Regions from separate parts of the Homo sapiens genome. Here region 2 is linked to region 1. Evidence: chromatin loops called from intact Hi-C (ENCODE). Cell type or tissue: Calu3. All regions are shown on one strand.

Evidence for each region. Peaks named below come from ENCODE experiments on the same cell type or tissue, not always from the same donor. Only the 100,000 strongest peaks of a DNase experiment are listed, where the experiment ranks them.
Region 2: a loop joins it to region 1, with 5 times the contacts of the local background. A loop is called at or near these places in 9 of 110 quality-filtered maps.

Annotation. Positions count from the first base shown.
Region 1 is chrX:103,461,590-103,469,589 of GRCh38, reverse strand. All of the region lies in intron 4 of LL0XNC01-250H12.3 (a long non-coding RNA gene), which reads right to left. Among named protein-coding and RNA genes, the nearest start is that of RAB40A, 54 kb to the left of the region's middle. RefSeq lists enhancers at 4,537-4,606, 4,807-4,956. In Calu3, a CTCF peak has its summit at 4,647; a DNase peak (open chromatin) is centred at 4,629.
Region 2 is chrX:102,948,128-102,956,127 of GRCh38, reverse strand. All of the region lies in intron 10 of LINC00630 (long intergenic non-protein coding RNA 630), which reads right to left. Among named protein-coding and RNA genes, the nearest start is that of RAB40AL, 15 kb to the right of the region's middle. In Calu3, a CTCF peak has its summit at 4,356 (motif pointing right); DNase peaks (open chromatin) are centred at 4,367 and 5,017.

The sequences.
Region 1 (8,000 bases):
CTACATCATGAGGAATATGCATCCTCTAATAGAGGGGCAGTTGTCACACTGAGGATGAATACTTGAAGGGACAGGCTCCAAATACATACAGAGTGGGGATGCACAGACTATTTAAAAGATATTGCCAAATCAACCTGGAAAGAGGTTGTACGAAGTGATATCCCCTCCCCCAATATGAGACAGAGTAGACCTACCCATATGCACACCTCACTGAAATCCTCGATGGTTTTTTAAAATACTTTGATAACATGACAGGTGGAAATTCTCTCATTTTCATCATATTTAACTGGATACTAAGGTAATTTTTAAATAATTCCCTAATAAACACTCTGTTAATCATCATTATTGCTATTTTTTTAAATGCAAAAGGGTCCAGTTACATATGCAGCCTAACAGACAATAAGCAACAAGCACATGAGCCTGTAGGTTCTCCTAGGGCTACTGCTGGCATTAAGGCTCCAGGGTGTATATGTGTGTGTGTGTGTGTGTGTATTTGTGTGTGTTTGTGTGGTCTCTGGTGGCTCCTAATGACAGTGCATTTGCCTAGAAGATTAAGAATGTCTCTCTGGGATATTGGTTGAGTTCAAGTTTAGAGAGGAGCTGGATCTACACGTTCTGGAGTCTTTCTGAATGACACAAGAGCTGGACCACAACTTACTTCTGAGTAGGCTGTAATCCTGTCCCCATGATAGAAAACAAGCCTGTCTGAGACCTCACCTACTCAGGTCAGTGTGGATCCCTCTAGCATGTAAGGTGTGGTAGTCTGCCTAAATCTACTTCTGAACACTGTAGCTGGGTGCTCCCATCTTGCTGCCATCAGTTGTAGAGACCTGGGAAGCTGCATCCTCTCAGCCACCTAACTCCACGGGTTCAGTCATCTGCATAAAAGCTCTGCGCTGGGAGATAAAAATTTGTGAATTATCAGCATGTTTGACACATTGTGCATCCACCCATTCAGTCATTCCTCAGTTAACAGTTACTAGGCATTAAGGCCAAACTCTACACCATCCCTTTGGTTAAGTTTTAGGCTTCCCCAGAATAGAAACAAGAAAGTGAAGTGTGGAAAGGAGGGTGTGGTAAATTCAGATGGCAGATCTAAGAAGAGATGGCTCCTTCCCACTAACAGATTAATCATAGAGACTCATCACTGATGATTGTAAAACATAGTTCAGTGCCATGGACCCATTTCTACATCTTTAGTTGATATCCTCTTTACATATATTCTCCCATTTACAATCAATATTCTATGAAGAATTCTCAATACTCAACTCACTTCCCTCTGCACTTCCCTACACCTCAGTCTTCATTTCTCATCTACTGGGACTTGGTTCCCCCACCCTTCCACTGAAATGAACTCTCCCAAGTCTACAGCCACCTCTTTGTCACATTTATAGATCAAGAGTGTTGAAATAAATGTTCAAATGGAGATAAACAGGTACTTTCCCAGGGGGAAAAGGTTTCCCTCCCCCAAGACAGAATTCATTTCCTTGTGTCTATAGACAAAGATAGCATGCAATGCTATCAGTTACCTAAAAGGTAGAGTTGTAAAACAGCTTTCAGAGTCAGATAACCAGAAGGCTAAGCTGCAGACGACATGCTTTCAAATGAAGCACACATTTTACCTGACACAGCTTATACTTTTGCTTCATCGACAGGGAGTTCATAAATAGGTTTACTTTATGTTAGCAGTAATTTTTATGGCTACTTCAATAATCTTGCCTTATCTGTTTTTTATTTCTGTCTCAAGGGGTACCAAGTAGGCAATGAAATAAAGTGAAATTATAATGCTGTTCCAAACTTTGCCATGATTAAATATATTATCTAAAAGCACTAATATATCACAATTAGAAAATATAGTGGTGATGAAATATAATTGCGGTGATAGGGAGCTCTTTTGCAGTTTCCTGATAGTTAAGTCAAAATTCTTTTACTGTACCACTGAAATAATGATGCTGGAATTCTTCGGGGATATATCCATTAAGTAAAATATTTCAACTTTAAAATAAGTATGCATAAATCCATACTGATATAAGTAAATGTTTGGTGAATTAATAAAGAAAAGCATGTGAGAAGACAAACAGTCTTTATGGAATGATTGCAAATAGTATTTGTAGCTACTAACCCTCCAAGAGGTGAAGCTTAATCCTGAATGAAGGTCACACTTAGTGACTCACTTCTCAGGAACATAGTACGTGAATTGAAAAAGTTACTGTACATTGGAAAACTTGGCAAACACGACTTTAACTATGTGATGAAGGTTAACATCACCAGTGAGGTCATGTCATCATGTAAACCCAAATATTATGTGATAAGAAGGGCACTTCAACTCTGTGGTATTCTTTCTGAAATTCCATAATGCTGGTCTAATCATGAGAAAAAGACAACAGATTAAGGCTGTACTCCTCAAGACTGTCAAGGTCAATAAAATATTCTGAGAGTTCCTCATATTGTCAAGCAGAGAACTGCCATATAACCCAGCAACTTTACTCCCAGGTACATACTCAAGAGAAACGGAAACCTATGTCTACATAAAAACTTGCACAAAAAATATATGTAGCATCATAATTCATAATGGCCGAAAACTGGAAACAACTCAAGTGTTCACCAATTGATGAGTGGATAAAAAAATGTGGTATATCAATAAAAAGGAATAAAGTACTGATACATGCTACAAAATAGATAAACCTTAAAAACATTATGTGAAGTGAAAGAAGCCAGACACAAAAGATGAATATTGCATGATTCCACTTCTATGAGATGTCCAGAATAGGTAAATCCACAGAAACACAAAGCATACCTGTGATTCCTGGAGCTGGGGGTGAAAGCAGGGATTAACTGCGTTCAAGTATGATGGGACATTTTATAGTGATGGAAACCTCCAAAACTCAACTACGGTGATGGTTGCACAACTTTTGTTTACTGAAAATCATCAAGTTGTATCCTTAAAACTGCGAATTTCATTGTCTGTAATTATATTGCAAGAAAGCCTTCTGTTGTACCTCAGTAATGACCAAACTTTTTCATATGAAGGCCTTGATGCCCATGTTTTCTATACCCATGAATATATATAAAACCGTAGCTGTATCCCAGCCCTGCTGACTGTGTCCTAAGTAACTCCAAGCAATGGCAGTCTCTCCCTGCCCCACCACCACCACCCCTCACGCTGACTCGGGCTTTGCTTGTATGAAAAATTCGAGTTGCACCTGATCACTTCCACATCTTCTAACTGTGGAAGAAACTGGAGAGTGGGTCCACAACAGCATCCAGGGCCTCCACTCTAACATGACATCAGCATTATTATTTTTTACTCCTCTTGGGATTTTCTCCTGTGACTCCACCTGAGGAATCTAAATGGCATTACCTCTCTGGGTGTCAGTATTGCAATACTTATCAAAGGGCTACATAGGTGCACACCCTTTGCACCAACAATTTACCTTTTAGAAGTTTATCTTCAGGACATTGTGAAGGATGCTGATAAGCATCTGGTTATAAGTACTGTCATTCTGAAAATTCCCTTCCTTTATTTCTGGGCCTGAATTTAGGAAGAAAGACCAACCGGTACACCAAATTATGAAGGGGCAGAAGGAAGCAGAGGGAAATGCTGTGCACACACACAAGCAGTGACAAATACACACACATGTACAGCAACCAGGTTCTGTTATTAGTACTGTAATAACCTCCAAGACAGTTAGTAAGGCTCTAAGAGGACCCATTTGGCTCACCAGTGTAAACAGCTACAGGAACTGTGCCCTTCAGCCATGCACAGACTCTGAAAAGATGTCTTCCACACAGTGTAGATAACAGGGAATATCAGAACACTCTGACTAACACAGGTTTGAGAAAACTGATGTCATATCCATAGGATGGAATTCTAGAATTCAGCAAAACAAGTTTTAATGAAGATAACGATGAGAGGTGATTTGTTGCCTGTAAGATTAGCAATGATTCACATTATTTCTAATGTGTGAAGACACAAGGTCCTTACATACTGTTATGTAAGGAATATAAGTTAGAAATAGTATTTGGATTTCACTATGTTAATATAAAATTTTACAGTTCCCAGGGTTTTGAAAGACCACTTCCAGGAACTTTTTTTTTTTTGACAGAAATGCTTACAAATATATTTGCATATATATGAGGAGGATATTAAGTATACTATTGTTTGTAACAGGAAAAAATGTTAAAGCAACTACATTTTTATGACTGGGATACTAATTAAATGAATTTTTGGGGCACCCACATGATGAACCACCTGGTTGATAAAAAAAAGAGACTACAATTATTTTTGGAAGGAAATTTAAAACATTATTATGGAAACGCATGTGTATGCAAAGATGATCACAATGAGGGCAAATGTGGGTCACAAAGATCACTTAGTGGCCAAGATGCATTTTTGCTTATATAGGTCTATAGCTATTTATCCAGAGGTTTGAAAGCATAAACACAGAAATGATCATTTTGTGCTTTCACATAGCACATAAAGAGGCTACACTTTCTGTCTGGTGGCCGTCAGTATCCCTGTACAGTGGGAATGCCCATTTTTCTACTCACACTTCCAGAAAACTCTGTAGGGTGTGCATGGGCCACAGCACCTCCCTCCCACCTTCCTGCTCAGCGATGTTCAAGCTGCTGCAGTTCAGGCTTCTGTCATGAGGGGGCATCACTGTACCACTATTATCAAACTTCTCTACAAAGTGTAAGCAAGGAGCAGAAAAATACGGTATCCTCCCCTAAAACCCAGTCTATGAAAGGAACTGCAGAATGATTCTGTCTGGAAAAAAAAAACAACCCTGACAGGTGTAAAAAAGAGTGTAAAAACATACTGTGGGACATCCATAGGATGAAACACCAGGTAGGTCTGATGTGCCTTGGCTGTTGCTGGGAGGCAGGATTGGGGGAGCCCAGGGCAGCAGGAAGTGACTGAAAGGATGAGGCGCTGGAGTGGGGTCTGGGCAGATGTGTCCACAATGTCTTGGAGAGGGGGGTCAGTGGGAGGGAGTGGGAGAGAGTCTGAGAAGCCTGTACAGGGTTGGAGTGATGGGTGGTGAACACCCTGCTCTCCAGGAGGGACCCCCCCCTACAGCGTGGACACCTCAACCTACGCTAATGAAGGAAAAAATAAATTACTGAATGCGCTGTAGATTTGGAATCAACAGCAAATTGGCCTGCTTTAATATACAAATGGGTATTCCGAACTATTGGTATCACAGTAAAGAAAAGTTTCATAACATTACTTACTCTGCGAAATTTACCCCTTTTCATTAAGAAAGAGCAAGGAACGTGGAGATAGCTGTAATGCCTCTTGGTGGCCAGAGTCAGGATTGCAACTCTGAGTGTAGACCAGGGGACTCAGCAGCGGGCAGGGAGGGATGAAAGTTGGGAGCTTGATTAATGGGATCAGACATGGTTTTCTGGAACTTTTCACTTACATCCAGCTATCCTTCTGTATCCATCATTTTTTCTGGAATATTAACAGAAGCACTTTTTGTGGGATATCTAAATCTGAGATCAGAAGCCAGTCCTGGTCTGAACTGAAGATAATACTGCAACTGTGAGCTGTACTTGAGGTGGTGGAGCTAGACTAGCTAGAAACACACACACACACACACACACACACACACACACACACACACACACTCCATTCATTTTTTAAAATCTGCTTTGTTTCCCCATAAAATTGGCTACAATGAATGCTTTTCCAAAGCAAAAAAAATATATATATATATATGGAATATATGTGCACATTACTTTTGTCAATCTGATGATAAGTATTTTGTTTTCAATTTTTATTAAAATACTTTTTCCCCCCGAATACAAAATTTCAAACACTATGCAAAAGCACTTCAATACATTTAAATCATCCTGCATCTCTCACTGACCCTACTCCTACCCCCTGGCCCCAAGGGGTCTGTTGTCCCTTAGGATAATGCACGCTCTCCAGACGCATCCCTGTAGGTGACGTGCACACGAACATGTTCGACCCCCAACACACATCATAGTCCTCTCCAAAAGTGCAATCACAGTCCTCATCTTCTTTGACAACCTATCTTTTCCACTTAAGATACCCCTCCCTCTCCCTCCTCCTTCTTCCTCTTCCTCTTCTTCTTCCTCTCTCTCTCTCTCTCCTCTTTTCCCTTCAAAGTTAAAGCTCTAAAAATAGTTTTCTGCATTCCTTGTTAACATTCTTTATTCGCCACTAACCCCCTATCCCACTGCACTATGACTTCCATTGCCAGGATTGTAATGAATGTGATCTTACCAAGGTCACCATTCACCTTTTTGTTACTAGGGCCAGTGTTTGTATACATCTATTAACATACTAAGTATTACTTTAAATGCATTCCTAAAACATGCACGCTTGTGCAGACTGTTTCTTTCACCTAAGAAATCTGTGACAGTTTTCAGGCTCTGAAGCATGACATCCTGGACACAAATCCAAGCTGTCCCACTCCCTAACTGTGTAGTCTCAGGCAAAGTCCTTATTCTCTCTGCCACTCAGTTTCTCATCTATAAAGTGGGAATCAGCAAGGATATCTCTTTTTTTGAACATTACTATTACCTTTATTTATTTTTTCAATTGATATATAATATAGGGTTACATATTTTGGGGGGTACATGTGAAAATTTAACACACTCATATATTTGTAAAGATCATATCAGTATAACTGAGATATCCATCACCTTAACTATTTGTTTTCTTTATGCTAGAAACATCTAAATTATTCTCTTAACTATTTTGAAATACACAACCTGCATTCTTAAAATCTCTAATTTTCACTACAACCAACCTTGGATGACCTAAATTTTAATTAACTTAAGAACATCTCAAAAGCACTTGGAATGACTGATCTCACAAAATAGCACTATCGTTTTTCCACATGGCTGTACAAAAAGCTGAGGGGTCATACTTTATTCTGCCTTATCCCCACATACTTCACACACACAGCTACTACAGGTCTTACCCTCCCTACCTCCAAACACATACTGTCAAGGTCCATTTCTCCCTCTACACATGGCTGCAGCATTGATACCATCAGCTTGCTCCTCCCTAGACTTCCGCAATATTTTCTAATGGTTATTCTCACACACTATCTTCTCCCTCTCTAGTCCATTCTTTGCACAGTGACCAGAGTCACTTTCTGAAAACATGAGTCAGATGATATTGTTCCCATTCTCTAACCCTCCACACTCACAATACAATCCAAACTCCTTACAATGGCTTAAACAATATTGCTCCTATCTGCCCCTTCAACCTCATCTCACCAGTCTGTGCATTGTCTGCCAGGCTCTAGGCACTTGAGCTTTTCCCTGCTCTTGGAACACACGGTGCCCATGCACATTGTATACACACTGGCAAAAAGTCAGTCTGTGCCTAGCTTCTTTTTGTTATCCAGGACTCAGCTCAAATGTCACTTCCTGAAAAGGAGCTTCACTTACAACCCCATCTGTAATTATCTTTATCTTGGTCATTTAATACTCTATATGTGTTAAAACACAAATCCCCATATGAAATTACCCTGCTCATTGATCTGTTTACCTACTTATTACCAGTTTTCTCAAACTAGAAATGATATGTCCGGGGACCATGTTTGTCTTGTTCTCTGTGCTGTTTCCCCGGTGCTTAGATCAATGCTCCACACATAAATCACTGAATGAAAATTACTGAATTAAAGGAACTGGTACCTATTTCACAAAACAGAAATGACACAGATATTAAAAGCAAAGTAGTAGGAGCAACCAATGATGAAATTAGACATGAAAGGATTCAAATTTTTCATAGACCTTGTTGCAAATCCACAGCAGTGCTTTTCAAACATGGATGAGTACCACAACCAATTGGAAAAATTTCTCAAAATATAGATACCTGCCACCACATCTCCCTGTTTTTCATTCAGCTGACTTATGGTAGACCCAAATATCTACTATTTTAACAGGCAATCCATGATGATTTTGATGAAGTAGTCCACGAACCATACTTGGCAAAATTCTGATGAAAACAC
Region 2 (8,000 bases), 510 kb after region 1:
CGCTGCCTCCCAAGTAGCTGGGACTACAGGTACGTGCCACCATGCCCAGCTAATTTTTTTGTATTTTTAGTACAGACAGGGTTTCACCATATTGGCCAGGCTGGTCTTGAACTCCTGACACAAAGTGTTCTTTAATAACTCTTGGGTAAACAATGAAATTAAGGCAGAAATCAAGAAGTTATTTGAAACTAATGAGAACAAAGATAAAACATATCAGATAATGGAATCTTTGGGACACAGCTAAACCAGTTTTAATGGTGAAGTGCTAAATGTCCACAACAAAAAGTTAGAATGACCTCAAATGAACAACCAAACATTACACCTAGAGTAACTAGAGGAACGAAAGCAAACCAACCCCAGAGCTAGCAGAAGACACAAAATAACCAAATCAGAGCTGAACTGACTAAAACTTATTTGCACAAAAACATACAAAAGGTCAATTAGTCCAGGTTGGTTCTTCAAAACAATAAATAAGATTGATAGACTGCTAGCTACATTAATAAAGAGATAAGATAAAAATAAACACAATCAGAAATGACAAAAGGGACATTACTACTGACTCCACAGAAATACAAAAAAAAAAACAACCCTTACAGACTACTTTGAACACCTATATGCATAAAAACTAGAAAACCTCGAATAAATGAATAAATTCCTGGAAACATACAACTCCCCAAGATTGAACCAGGAAGAAATTGAATCCCTGAACAGGCAAATAATGAGCTCTGAAATTGAATGAGCAATAAAAAGCATACAAACAAGAAAAAGCCCAAGACCAGATTGATTCACTGCCGAATTCTACCAGATGTATAAAGAAGAACTGAGACCATTCCTACTGAAACTATTCCCCAAAATTGAGGAGGAGATACTTTTCCCTAACTCATTCTATGAGACCAGCATCATCCTGATCCAAAACCTAGCAGAGACAACAACAACAACAATAACTTCAGGCCAATTTCTTTGATGAACATAGATGCAAAAATCCTCAACAAAATACTAGCAAACTGAATCCAGCAGAACATCAAAAAGCTAATCCATCATGATCAAGTAGGCTTTATCTCTAGGATACAAGGTTGGTTGAACATATGTTTCATATGTTCATAACAGAACTAAAACATAACATAAACAGAACTAAAAACAAGACATGATCATCTCTATGTATGCAGAAAGGCTTTCAATAAAATTCAACATCCCTTCATGATAAAACCCTCAATGAACTAGTCGTTGAAGGAACATACCTCAAAATAAGAGGCATATATGACAACCCCACAGCCAATATCATATTGAACAGCCACAAGCTGGAAGCATTACCCTTGAGGACTGGATGCCCACTCTTGCCACTCCTATTCAACATAATTCTGTAAGTCCTAGCCAGAGCAATCAGGCAAGAGAAAGAAATAAAAGGCATCTAAACAGGAAGAGGGGAAGTCAAACTATCTGTTTGCAGATGATATTACTCTGTACCTAGAAAACCCCATAATCTGCCCTAAAGCTCCTCGAACTTCAACTTTAGCAAACAAAATCAGTGTACAAAATCATTAGCATTTCTATACACCAACAATGTCCAACTCTGAGAGCCAAGTCAAGTATGCAATCCCATTTACAATTACAAAAACAGAAACAAAAACCTAGGAATACAGTTAACCAGGGAGGTGAAAGATCTCTACAAAGAGAATTACAAAACACTGCTCAAATAATTTAGAGATGACCCAAACAAATGGAAAAACATTCCATGCTCATGGATAGGAAGAATTGCTATTGTTAAAATGGCCATACTACCAAAGCAATTTATAGATTCAATGCTATTCCAATCAATCAATGACATTCTTCACAGCATTAGAAAAAACTGTTTTAAAATTCATATGTAACCAAAATAGAGCCCAAATAGCCAAGGCAATTCTGAGGAAAAGTAACAAAGCCAGAGACATCATGTTACCTGGCTTCAAACTATGCTACATAGCATACCTGACTTTGAGCGGCTACAGTAACCAAAACAGCATCGTACTGGTACAAAATCAGACACAGAGACCAATATAACATAACAAAGAGCCCAGAAATAAAGCCACACACCTACCACCATCTGATCCTTAACAAAGTCATCAGAAATAAGCAATGGGAAAATAACCCCCTATTCAATAAATGGTGCTGGTATAACTGGCTAGCCATATGCAGAAGATTGAAACTAGACCCCTTCCTTACATCATATACTAAGCTCAAGATGGATTAAAGACTTAAATGTAAAACCTAAAACTATAAAAAGTCTTGAAAGCCAGGTGCGGTGGCTCACGCTTGTAATCCCAACACTTTGGGAGGCCGAGGCGGGCGGATCAAGAGGTCAGGAGATCGAGACCATCTTGGCTAACATGGTGAAACCCCATCTCTACTAAAAATATAAAAAATTAGCCGGCTGTGGTGGCGGGCGCCTGTAGTCCTAGCTACTCAGGAGGCTGAGGCAGGAGAATGGCGTGAACCCGGGAGGCGGAGGTTGCAATGAGCCGAGATCATGCCACTGTACTCCAGCCTGGGCGACAGAGCGTGACTCCGTCTCAAAAAAAAAAAAAAAAAAAAAAAGGAAAAAAAAAGTCTTGAAAAAAGCCTGGGAAATAGTATGCTAGACATTGGCCCTGGCAAATATTTTATGATGAAGAAACCAAAAGCAATTGCAACAATACCAAAAATTAACTAATGGAACCTAACTAAATTAATAGCTTCTGCACAGCAAAAGAAACTATCAACAGAGTAAACATACAGCCTACAGAATGGGAGAAAATACTTGCAAACTATGCATCCAACAATGATCTAATATCCAGAATCTATAAGGAACTTCAACAAACGTATAAGCAAAAAACAGCCCTATTAAAAAGTGGGCAAAGAACATGAACAGATACTTTTCAAAAGAAAACATATGCGTGGCCAACAAGCATATGAAAAAGTGCTCAACATCACTAATCATTAGATAAATGCAAAACTACAATGAGATACCATGTCACACCAGTCAGAAGGGCTAATATTAAAAAGTCAAAAATTACAGATGCTAGCGAGGTTGTGGAGGAAAGGAAATGCTTATACACTTCTGGTGGGAATGTAAATTACTTCAGACATCGTGGAAAGCAGTGTGGTGATTTCTCAAAGGACTTAAAATGGAATTTCCATTCAACCCAGCCATCCCATTATTGGGTATATACTCAAAGGAATATAAATTATTCTACTATAAAGTGACATGCACACATTCCACAGCACTATTCACAATAGCAAACGCATGGAATCATCCTAAATGCTCATCAATGGTAGACTGGATAAACAAAACGTAGTACATACACACCACGGAATACTACACAACCATAAAAAGAATGAGAGCATGTTCTTTGCAGCAGCATAGATGGAGCTGGAGGCCACTATCTTAAGTGAACTAATACAGGAACAGAAAACCAAATACAACATGTTCTCACCTGTAAGTGGGAGATAAACATGAGTACACGTGGACACGTGTACTTGAGAATAGAGGGTGGGAGAGGACTGAAAAACTACCTATCATGTACTATGCTTGTTACCTGGATGATGAGATAATCTGTACACCCAACCCCTGTGACAAGCAATTTACCTATATAACAAACCAGCAAATATACCCCTGAGCCCCTAGCCTAAAGTAAAAGTTTAAAAAGTATTAAGTGAATAAAGAAATGAATTATACTTGAATATAAAAATAAAAGAAATAGCAACTCTCATACTGGGATATTAGGAGTATATCTGATAAATATTATTCTGATTTCATTATATTAATATAAAATTTTAGAGTATCTGAGATTTTAAAAGGATGCTTTCAAAATCTTATTAAGAAATTCTTGCCAAGACATTTGTGTATATGAGCAAGTGTTACAAATATCATCTGTTATAGAAACTATGGTAAGGGAGCTTACTTTTTACCACTAGGATACTGGGGAAATAAAGTTTACAGCATCCTACGATGAAACACCAGTTAATATAAAAATATTGAACGTATATTGTAACGTAATTTCGAATGTTATAGAAATTTATTTCCATGAAAAAATGCTAATAAAGATTTAAAGAGGGGTACAAAGACTTGAACAAGTAGTCTGGATCCATTTTTCCCTCATTTAGGTCTCTGATTTTCCAGTGGTCAAAGAATAAAAATTAAAATGACCTTTTTCTTCTGATATAGAACTCTCTTTTCAGCACAGTAAGAGATAACGATTTCTGTCTTGAGCCCATCAATGTCCCTGGGAATACTGAGAATGTCCGCTTTGCCACCCAGAGTTCCAGAAAGCTCTGTAAGGTGGGCTTGGGCCACAGCCTCTCCCTCCCACCTTCCTGCTCGCGATGTTCTAGCTGTAGTTCAGCCTTCTGTCACGAGAGGGCACCACGGTACCACCATTATCGAACTCTATCAAGAAGGGTCTGCAAGGAGCAAAAAATAAAATACCTCCCTTAAAACTTAGCTTATGAATCTAGATTACAGAGTAATTCTAATTCTGTCAGAAAAAAACCTGATGATAGGTGTAAAATAAGTCTGTATATATGTATGGCATCAACAATGAAACACCAGACAGCTCTAGCACACGTTGGCAATCATTAGCATTAATAGTGCAAGGCAGGCAGAAGGTGACTGAGAGAGTATGGGCGTGCCTAAGTGGGTCCTGGGCAGCTGCGTCCATAATGTCCTGGAGAGGGGATGAGTGAGAGGGAGTGAGAGGTTTGAGAAGCCTGTACAACGGTAGGGTAACGGAGGGTGAACACCCAGCTCTCTGGAAGGCACCCCTCTACAGTGTGGACACCTCAATCTACACCGAGGAGGGAAGAGATAAATCAATGAATTCGATGTAGATTTGGGGTGAACAGCAAATAGGACTGTTTTTAATATGCATGTGAATTTTCCAAACAGAATTGTTATTATAATAAATATTTTCATAACATTCATTACTCTGTAGAATACACTTCTGTTCATTAAAAAAGAACGACAAAGATGAAGATAGCTGTGATGCCTCCTGGTGGCCAGAGAAATTATTGCACATCTGGGAGTAGAGTTGGGGCAGGAGAGGGGAGGGAGGAAGGGAGGGTGGGATCTAATTAATGGCATCGGGCACAGTATTCTGGAATTTTTCACATACTTGTCACAATTTGTGTGCATCCATTTATCTAGGTTATTTTTTAAAAGTATATTTTCTGGGATATATAAACCTTTTTCTTTCATTTAGAATTTTTCAACATCAGTAATATTGTTACTTAAAAACTATATGGGTCATAATTTAAAAAAAAAGTTTAGCGGATCACGAGGTCAGGAGTTCAAGACCAACCTGGCCAACATGGTGAAACCCCATCTTTACTAAAAAATACAAAAATTAGCCAGGCGTGGTGGAGGGCGCCCGTAATCCAAGCTAGTTGGGAGGCTGAGGCAGGAGAATCGCTTGAAACCAGAAGACAGAGGTTGCAGTGAGCCAAGATTGCACCACTGTACTCCAGCCTGGGCAACAAGAGTGAAACTCTATCTCAAAAAAAAAAAGTTTAATACTCTGGGATCATGTAATGGCAGACCCCAAGGAGATGAGATCATTCACAGCCCCAAAAGCATGAAGACAAAATGAGAAAAACTTTAAAATAATCAAAATTAACTGTTGATAGGGAGATAACAAGGGTATTTTACTGGTTTACTTAGTCACACCTAAAATCAGTAACCTTATATGAATAATGGTGGTGATATTGGGTAATTTGACTGATACTTAGGATTATAGAAGATTAAATATATTTAAAAACGTCTTGAGGCGTGTGTACTATCCCTTGAGGAAGATTAAAGCATTAACAGGCCTGGAGCCATCAAGTCAAAATAGAAAAATACCTTAAGTATTCCAAAGTTAGCTGCTGATCTGGAAAGAACAAGTTGTCTCTCTTATTTGCATAAAATTTCCTAAAGGCAGCACCCTGATGTGAATAATGGTCATAGTCATGGGTACCTTGGACGGCAGTTAAGATTAAAGGAGATGAGATGTAAAGGGCATTTGCTTACAGTAGTTCAGTGCATGTTACTTTCCCTCTCTCCAGCTCACTTGTCTCAAGGCCAACACCTGAGCTTCTGCCTGAGCCCATTCACCACTTCAAGGATCAGCCAACTCGTGTGGCCCTACACCCATGTCTCTTGGTACAAAGCATGAGATTTCACCTCCTCTGCCTTCATCATTACCCAGAGGGGTTGTGGAGTGGGGACCTGTGGGGAACAACAGCCAGGGAGTGGAATCTGACCATTTATCAAGGCCTGGAAGCCCATCTTCTAAAAGGGAGGCTGCCCAGAGCCATCTAGGGAGGGTGAGGGATGGAACCTCATTCCAATCCTGCCACTTTCCTGGGGAGGTGACTTAGGTTCTGTGAGGCTGAGCTTGGTCATCTGTGAAATGGGATTGACCATACCATCTCTACAGAGCTGTCCTGGGGGGTAAATGAGAAAACCTCTTGAGAATATACGGCATGGAGTTGGACTTCAATTATCTTTAAATGTTGGGACACAGCAGTAGGGACTGGCTGGGCCTCAGGGTTAAGGCAGGCATTGTGAAAAATCATTTCTCATTATTTCCCTTTATAAGAAAACAGTTGAAGAAAGCAAATGTTCCTTTGATATGCCTTGAGTTCAAAGTTTTGTAGACAGTAGTTTCTCTACTTCTTGGGTGTTATCAGAAGCTTATAAGAGCTGTTCAACATCATTCCCCTGAGCTGACCCAAATCCAGTTTCCCTTGCCTGGAATACAGGCATGTCTTTGAACTCACCTGGTGATCTCAGTGATAGATAGCAAAGTAAGCAAAGTGTGATGTCTGCTAATGGCTCCTTCTGGACTGCTTAGTATTTTAATTTATGTATAGGAAAATTCTGGACCCATCCTGCAGTCATCAATGCAGGAGTCCTCAGGCCATGTATTATCCAGCCACATCACACCAGGATTTCAGCCACCTGCTGCCTTCTGGAGAGGCACAAATCCAATAGTTAGCAGAATTTTTTACACATAATTGTCTATTCTTTTGTTAGGTAATAACTAAATGTTTATTGAGCTCAGATTTCATGCTGTCCCGGTGGAGGCATCTCATTAGCTCTAAAGTGGAAATGAGAGGGTAAGAAAAGATATGAATATATGGGCAACTTCAAATGTTAAATTGAGATGAGATGGCTCCTTCCCATTATTTTTTCTTTTGAATTTTTCTACTGCCCAATAATTTTAAACTTGATCAAGTTTCAAGTAATTTAAGATTTTCAAATGTCATTCGTTGGACTTACCAGCATCCATTGCAGCCACATGATGGAGATATCTCTTCTGTCTCTCTTTATTGCTCTCTTTCTTTCTCTCTTTGTCTCCTCCTCTTTCTTGGTTTCTTTTTCTTTACATTCAAAGTTCCATAAAGAGTTTTCTACATTCCCTGTTAATATTCTCCACTTTCCACTGACTATCCCACTGCACTATGGCCTCTGTCCACAACATCAAGTAACACATGTGAACTCAAACACCTCTGAAGTGTGTTTCTTGTGCAATTAAAAAATAATAAATGAAATGGAAAAGTGTACTCATGTCATAACAACCGTCAAACAAAATTAGATCAGGTTCTAAATGAGATGCATCCTTAAACCAATCAAGGGATTTCGATAGTAGTTTGGACATATGAAAACTAACTGCAGGGAATCACTGTCTTCTTTCATCAGCTTGGCCCAGATTAGGTTCCAGATGTACAGGGTAACCCCACATGAGTTACAGTTTGAGTTAAGTACAAGTAGTCTGGACAAATAGAAGGTGTTTCATGAAAGAATACACTAAGTCATTGTTTTAGGCTAGTTCACTCCAGGGAAACTCTAGGTGTTTGAATACATCAGGAAAAAAAGTGGGCTTGAAAATAATATCTGCAGATTTTATTAATGCTCCCTAAGCATATAAACTGGGTAAATGAGCCTGTCTGTTTTGGCAAGTTGGAAAGAGAGTATACATGACATGTAGGCATATATGGCAAATCCC